2 separate regions of the Mus musculus genome follow, and region 2 is linked to region 1. The links are chromatin contacts, found by Hi-C or POLR2A ChIA-PET in ENCODE. All regions are on one chromosome and are shown on one strand. Each heading gives the region's core, a stretch centred on a gene start or an enhancer-like site at or near the end of the contact. The rest is flanking DNA. Distances are from core to core; before and after follow the strand shown. Region 1 holds the start of Dus3l (dihydrouridine synthase 3-like (S. cerevisiae)). Region 2 overlaps Rfx2 (regulatory factor X, 2 (influences HLA class II expression)).

Evidence for each region. Hi-C counts contacts between places; a loop is a spot of excess contacts on that map. ChIA-PET counts read pairs that join two places held with the same protein, here RNA polymerase II (POLR2A).
Region 2: POLR2A ChIA-PET joins it to region 1 with 10 read pairs in embryonic stem cell. The contact joins the enhancer-like site here to the promoter of Dus3l in region 1. A Hi-C loop is called at or near these places in 2 of 37 maps with a recorded cell type or tissue (T-helper 17 cell and adrenal gland). POLR2A ChIA-PET finds 5 or more read pairs at or near these places in 3 of 5 experiments (Patski and embryonic stem cell).

The regions. Positions count from the first base shown.
Region 1 is chr17:56,763,045-56,766,758 of GRCm38, forward strand. Dus3l (dihydrouridine synthase 3-like (S. cerevisiae)) reads left to right here and starts at 1,707. Exons shown (of 13, transcript NM_144858.2): 1 at 1,707-1,897; 2 at 2,481-2,748. The coding sequence starts at 1,812.
Region 2 is chr17:56,812,280-56,815,993 of GRCm38, forward strand. The region is part of intron 1 of Rfx2 (regulatory factor X, 2 (influences HLA class II expression)); the gene reads right to left. Among named protein-coding and RNA genes, the nearest start is that of Rfx2, 17 kb to the right of the region's middle. Within about 2 kb of position 1,562, at least 1 of the 3 ENCODE cell types and tissues checked has a DNase peak (open chromatin) inside an H3K27ac peak, as active enhancers do.

The DNA of each region.
Region 1 (3,714 bases), core at 457-2,956:
GCTCTATTTTCCGTGTTAGGTGGAATGGTGTACCTGGAGGAGACTAGGACGGAAGGCTGGTTCTCAAAAGGGTACGGAGTAGGTCATCCTTGGACGCGGAAGGACTAGGGGTGGGGTAGGAGGAGAAATGGAGGCCCAGATGCTAGTCTGTGCTCAGGGTTGGAACCGGGCCTGGCGGACAGTAAACCCTCACTAGCTGCTGAGCTCCCCGTAAGGATCCAGCACCATTGTATTCACATCACCATGAATGCTGCACCTCATGGTTAACGGTCTGTACGGTTTCACAGTTATCAACTGCCAGGCTGTCACGCCTCCTGCGGGAAGCCAGCCTGGGTTGCCTTGCACAGAAGAGGACGGAGTTGCTTTGAGGAAGGGATCTTGTTTCTGTCGTTGCCCTTTGCAGCCCTGTTTCTTCCAAGAGCGTGTCCTTATCACAACCCAATTGTAGACGCTACAAAGGAGCCTCAGCCTTAAAATGCATTGTTATTCCCATCTTGCCCAGTAGGGACGGTAGAGAGCAATGGCGCAAACAGGGTGCTATTGTGGTCTAAGGCTAATTAATCGCTTTACCTCTCTGGGCCTGTTTCCCCTTATGTTATACAACCAGCAGAGTCTAGTTCGTGCGTTGCGGGACAGCCTGGGCTACAGGGTGAGACCCCCATCTCCATGAATTAAATAAATTTAAATACTGATTGGTTTGACTTGGCTTTGGTTGAGACATGTAGCTCAGGCTGGCCTCAAACACCAGGACTGCCAGGGCTATACAGAGAAACCCTGTCTCGACCCCCTCCCCCCCCCCCAAAAAAAAAAAAACCAAAACAAAAACAAAACACTACCTCCCGATCCACCCAAGTGCTGTTCTTACATGTTTAAGCACATTTTTATTAAAATAGTAATTGCAGGATCGGAGAAGTGCCTGATGTCAGGCTCAAGGGGCTGAGTTCAATCCCGGGACCGACATGGGGATGCAGGGACCCCCGCCCCCCATTGTCATATGACCTCCACATAAGGGTGACACACAGGAGACCCACACACACACAATAGATGAGTAAATGTCACTTTCAAAGTAACGCTGGCACACACCTTTAATCCCAGCACTTGGGAGGCAGAGGCAGGAGGATTTCTGAGTTTGAGGCTTGCCTGGGCTACATAGTGAGACGCTGTCTCAAAAAAAAAAAAAAAAAGAAAAAAGAAAAGAAAAGGCAGTACAATAAAAATAATTCAAATTGCCACGCGTTTATGGGCCACAGTGGCTCACGAAGGGCACTGTCAAAGGACAGCGTGTCCCCGTGAAGTCATTTGATCCTTCAAAGCTGTTGGTATTTTTTGTTTGTCTTCTGAGACACGGTTTCTCTGAGTAGCTCAGGCTGTTCTGGACCTCACTCTATAGACCAGGCTGGCCTCGAACTCATGATTCACCTGACTCGATCTCCCCAGTGCTGGGATTAAAGGCGTGCGCAACACCGCTCGGGCTGCGGTTTTTTATTATAAAATAACAGACTCGTTTGTAAAAGGGACAGAAGCAGAGTAGGTGAGTGTGAGCTGCACCCACACCCACACCCCCAGATTCACTTCCACGGATCAAGAGTGACCCACGGATGACCGACAAGAACCCCTCCGGGACCCTTGAGCACTTCCGTTTCCTGCGCAGCCTTGGCCCCCCCCCCCCCCGCCCCCACGGTCGTGCGCACGCGCGCCTTAGCAGCATTGCTGTAGTCTGAGCGTGCGCATTTCTTTCTGTAGGCTCCAGAGGACACGAGCGACCCGGAAGACTTTCCTGCCACACTCCAGAGCTGGTGTGAGGGGCATCGATGGCGGAGACGGCAGCGGAGAGCGGTGGTGGCGGTGACTCCGGGGTTGGCGCGTGCGAACGGGGGGTGGCGCCCATTAAAGCTCAGTGAGTCGCTGGCGCCCGTCAGCGAAGCTGATGTGGCCTTCCCGGCGTCCGTGGCGGGTGCGAGTGGTGCATGCTGGGAGGTGTGGCGGCATCCTGGAGAGCGGCATCCCGGAGGCGCCAAAGTCTTTACCTACCTTCTGCTGACACACGAGTGTAACATGTGTTGGTTGTCACAAGCCATGAGGCCGGCTGTGCACATAGGCAGCTTTGGGGAACCAGAAGCAGGGCCCGAGGTGCATGGTGGGGCTTGTAGTCTCCACGAGGGAAAAAAAAATGGCTCGCAGCGAAAGACCTGGGAAGGGTGGTAGCTTGAGTCTCGCTGCCAAGCATGCTGGGGTTTGTAGTTCCTTCGTAGCCTACCAAGGATATTGATATTTGTGTGTCGCAACCCTTAAGGCAATTCAGTTCTCAGAGCAGAGACACAAATGGCTCCTTCAAGTGTAAAACAGGTGTCCCCGTGGCACTGGGTGAAAACTGGCTGGTTCTAAGTAGGGAAAGCTTCCTGCAAGCAGGAGCACGTGAGCTTGGCATTAGCCCCCAAGCCCCTTTCCCTGTGCACATCGAGCCTCTCCCGCTCTGGCAGGTACCGCACAACCAAAGAACGGTTCCACGAATATCTGGATGGAGACAAGCAGGAGGGTGCATGCCAGGAAGTGCCCACAGGAGACCCAGCTGAGCCAGGGGCCAAAAGAATTCGCCTGGAAGATGGGCAGGAAAATGGGAAGACAGAGGTGGCAATTGAATCCCGTGAAAGGCAGGTGCCCAAGAGGGCCCGTGGCCAAAACAAAAGCCGGCCCCATGTGAAGCCAGCACACTACGACAAGGACAGGCTCTGCCCGTCCTTCCTCCAGGTGAGGGGTGGCTCTACAGGCTTGGCTTAAAGTCTGAAGATGCTGTGCTGTGACAAATATATATGACCCTTGACCTACAGGGACTCGACCTAGTAGTGCCTTGCCTTGGCCCCTGGTGCTGCCTTCAAAGTCATTGACCCTCAGCCTATCTACACATCACACTTGAATTTATTTATTTTTGGTTTTTTTGAGACAGGGTTTCTCTGTGTAGCCCTGGCTGACCTGGAACTCACTCTGTAAACTAGGCTGGTCCTGAACTCAGAGAGCACTCCCAAGTTCTGGGATTAAAGATGTGCTCAGCTATTTCAATTTACCTTTTTTTTTTAAAAAGATTTATTTATTTATTTATTTATTTATTTATTTATTTATTTATTATATGTAAGTACACTGTAGCTGTCCTCAGACACTCCAGAAGAGGGAGTCAGATCTCGTTACAGATGGTTGTGAGCCACCATGTGGTTGCTGGGATTTGAACTCCTGACCTTTGAAAGAGCAGTCGGGTGCTCTTACCCACTGAGCCATCTCACCAGCCTCCCTTTTTTTTTTTTTAAAGATTTATTTATTTTATGTATATGAGTCCACTGTAGCTGTCCTCAGACACACCAGAAGAGAGCATCGCACCCGTTACAGATGGTTGTGAGCCACCATGTGGTTGCTGGGAATTGAACTCAGGACCTCTGGAAGAACAGTCAGTGCTCTTAACCTCTGAGCCATCTCTCTAGCCCCCTTAATTTACCTTTTAAAGAGGGTCTTGTATGTCCTGGAGCTGGAGTTTCAGGTGGTTGTGAGCTGGGAAATCAAATCCAGATGGTGTGCAAGAGCAGCTGGGGTTCTTGACCTCGGACCTGTCACTCCAGCTTGACACTGTTCCAGCTTTAGGTGAAACAGGCACACTGGGGACACTCCCCCAGGACTTGCAGATGGAAGAATCAGCACTTGGCCCACCCTGGCCACTCAGTCCTCTCC
Region 2 (3,714 bases), core at 312-2,811, 49 kb after region 1:
GGAAGTTACCAAGGTGGTGACTTGGGACTGGGGTAGAGCTGGCGGCTGACAGTGCTCTGCCTTCAGGGAGTGGGTGTCAGAGGTGTCACATGGACATGCACAGACACACAGTGCCCACCTAACATGGCTCAGTCACTCCCAGGACAGCACCATTTTGTCCCTGTAGACAGATGCCTGTCTGTAGCTGCACCCTGGGTCCCAGGAAACTGGCTAGCTCTGGTTTTCACTGCACACGAGGCTCAAGGCATGTTCACCCTGACTAACTCCCTTATGCCTCACTATGGGTTCCTCCACAGTGTACAGCCCTGAGGCCTGAAGCTACGCCACTCCCTCCTGCCCACCTGGACCTGTGCTCTGTCCTGGTCCCATCATCCCTTCCTCTTGCTCACTGCACCTTGACCAGGGGAACCAAACTGTGGATGGCAGCTGACAGCCAAGGACAAGATGGAGCAGGAGGCACTGTCCCCCATCCCTCCTGCCTGTGGGCAGTCACAGCACAGCTCACAGGTCTTCCCTCTGCCCCACAGCATCTTCTGGGCTCTGAGACTGGTGATGATGGGGGAGGGTATAGCTAGTGTTTACTCAAGTGGCAAAGCAAGCACTTCCATGGGAAATTAAAAAACAAAAAGCAGTTAGGCCCAATGAGATGGCTCTGAGCTCTGATGTCCTGATTCAATTCCTGAGATCCACATGGTGGAAGGAGGGAACCAATTCTCAAAAGCTGCCCTCTGACCCACCCAAGTGAGCTATGGCATGCCTGTGAAGATATACATACACTCACATAAATAGAACATGTAAGATAATCCACTAAAAAGGTGCTGTGTGTCTACTCTTATAAGCCAGGAGCTCACACAGCCCAGGCTGACCCAAGCTCATGATGTCGGTGAGGCTGGGCTTCGACTCCAGGGACTCTACTTCTCTCCTCTCTGCCTCCCAATCACTGGGGTGACAGGCACGTGCCACTGCACAGAGAGCACTAGATCTTAGCCATGGGTTGGGTATGATGGAGCAGAGCTGCTGGCTTGTCCTTCAGTTTTTCATACACCGAGCTTGCTTCCATTTTTATAGGACACTGTCACATTCAGTGCTGGGAGCAACCCTGAAAGTTCAGAAACCTGTTGAAATTCTTTTAAATGTCCCAGACACAAGCTGAGTCACTATAGCTGGGACACTGGGCCCCCAGGCAGTGGTGGCGCACGCCTTTAATTTCAGCACTTGGGAGGCAGAGACAGGTGGATTTCTGAGTTCGAGGCCAGCCTGCTCTATAGATTGTGTTCCAGAACAGCCAGGGCTACACAGAGAGACCCTGCTCAAAAACAAACAAACAAACCGCTGAGACAGTAGCCACTCAGCATCAAATGATAGTCTTCTGAAAAGTAGGGGGTGAGTGATGTACAGAGGAAGTTAGTGACAGGCTCCAGGGTGCATCGTGGGAGCACCCGAGACCCAAGTAAAGGTGGCAGCCAAATCCCCTCAGAGCAGCCCTGCTCCCAAGTCTGGATTTATAGCTTCTTGTGGGGGCAGGGTGTCTGAACAGAACTCAGGCCAGTGTTTACCTCAGCAACGGGGCCCTGGGAAATAGTCCCTGTCCCTAGCCACAGGGAGGAGTAGGAGGGCGGTGGGTCTGATCCTGATCCAGCCAGGGCTGGAAAGCGGCCTGCAAGAGGCACCTGTCGTGAGCCTGCCCCAGCATCTTTGGTGTACCCTATCAGATCACTCTGGGATCCCAGTGTCAGGGGGGATCCCAGCACAGGGGATCAGAGTGTTCTGGGTTCAGGTTCCAACACCAGCCCGTCCCGAGTGGGAGTGTTTTGGGGGCTCTGCTCTGCTTTGTCAGCCATCAGAGTGGCCCAGATAGAGACCCTAGAAACACAGGAATTAAGAGTTTCTTTAAACGCCTTTAATCCCTGCACTCAGGAGGCAGAGGCAGGTGGATTTCTGAGTTCAAGGCCAGCCTGGTCTACAGAGTGAGTTCCAGGACAGCCTGGGCTATACAGAGAAACCCTGTCTCGGGGGGAAAAAAAAAGAGTTTCTTTAAAATTCCACTGAAAACTAAAATCAGAGTCCGTGGGACTCTCGGTGCCTGCTACCTGCCAGCTCCCCACCCCCTCCCGCGAACCTCCACATCATCTAATCAGAAAACACATGCAGATGCTGGATGGGAACCGGGCGCCGGCCTCTGGCGCCGCGTGCCCAGCCCTCATTGTTTGCTGAGTAACAACGGTTGCCAGGGGCGACGCAGTCCACTCCCGTTTCCAAGCGCCCGTTGCCCAGCAACCCAGAGAATACTTCCCAAACCAAACAATGTCATCCCCGGGGCAACTTCTCTATCTCACGTTAAGCAGATCTAAAATAAAAATAAATAAATAAATAAAAAAGAAAGCCCTTCCAAATATGTAATCTATTATTTTCAGAGGCCTGAACAGCAAGACAAATAATTTCTTCTCTATAGTAACCAGGATGGACCGGCAGCTCACCAGATCTGTTCTGAGGCTAGAAGCCCAAACCAATGCTTCGCTCAGCTCCCAGTGATCCTGAGGCCGGCTGCCACCCTTCCCAGTCCTGGACCAGGAAGAAGGATGGGCTCAGTTTACCCTTAGGCAGCAAGTCACACACAAGTCTTCTCTAGGCAAAGAAGCAGGGGTTAAGCTATTTGAGAAAAGTGCAAGATCAGAGCAGTTGCCTAACATCCTGGACTCCACAGAAGGTAGCAAGCATGAGCGGAGCCGCACACACCAGTGGCTCAGGGTGGCCCTGTCCCAGAGGACTCCACGGAGAGTAGGGACTGCTACTCTGTCTTCTGCCCTCCCAGAGAGAAGCAATGGCTAAGAAGAATTGGGTGACTTCAGAGGCCCTGCTGGGCTCGAGGGTGCGGCCTTTAAGGCCCATGTGAGGAACAGCCCTGGCCAACATCCTTTGTAAAGGCCAGTGAGCTTGTCATCCAGGCAGGGCCTAGGCTCTGAAGCCATCTCCTTTCCCTGATAATTACATTACTCAGTAGTGTATGTGTGAGCATGCACCCGCTATGCACAGAAGTCTGCTTTCTCTTCCCACTAGGTGGGTCCTGGGCATCCAACTTGCATTTTTTTAGGCTTGGCAGCAAGCACCTTTACCCACAAGTTACTTCTGTAGCCCTTGAGACAGATTCAATCAAAGCACAGAACCAGTGTCCAGCCTCCCGGGCCAGTGCTGGATCATTCCAGCACTGCATCAATAAACATGGGTCAATTAAGTGGCCCTGTGGCTTCCAGTGCAGACAGGACAGGGCCCCGGTGAAGTCAGAATTTGGTGGTGGTGGTTTGTTGTTTGTTTGTTTTTTGTTTTCTGAGACAGGGTTTCTCTGTGTAGCCCTGGCTGTCCTGGAGCTCACTTTGTAGACCAGGCTGGCCTCAAACTCAGAAATCCCCCTGCCTCTGCCACCCGAGTGCTGGGATGCTGCTGCTCAGTGACACTGGGGCAGTCACTGACTGCTGGGGTGGCTGTATTGCCACTGCTGCTCTGGGGATACATCTGGTGTTCTACATTGGCTTTGGAGGTGCTGTGGTGAGGCCATGGAACCTCCTGTTCAAAGGAGGAACAGTGCAGGGGTCTTAGCTGTCTAGGGCTTGGGCAGCAAGATGGAACAGAGGAAAAGGCATGAGGGCCTACGGAAACTCACACTTGGTAAACCTGGCCAAGGACCCATGGCTGGGCACCCACAGGCCCCACAGGTGG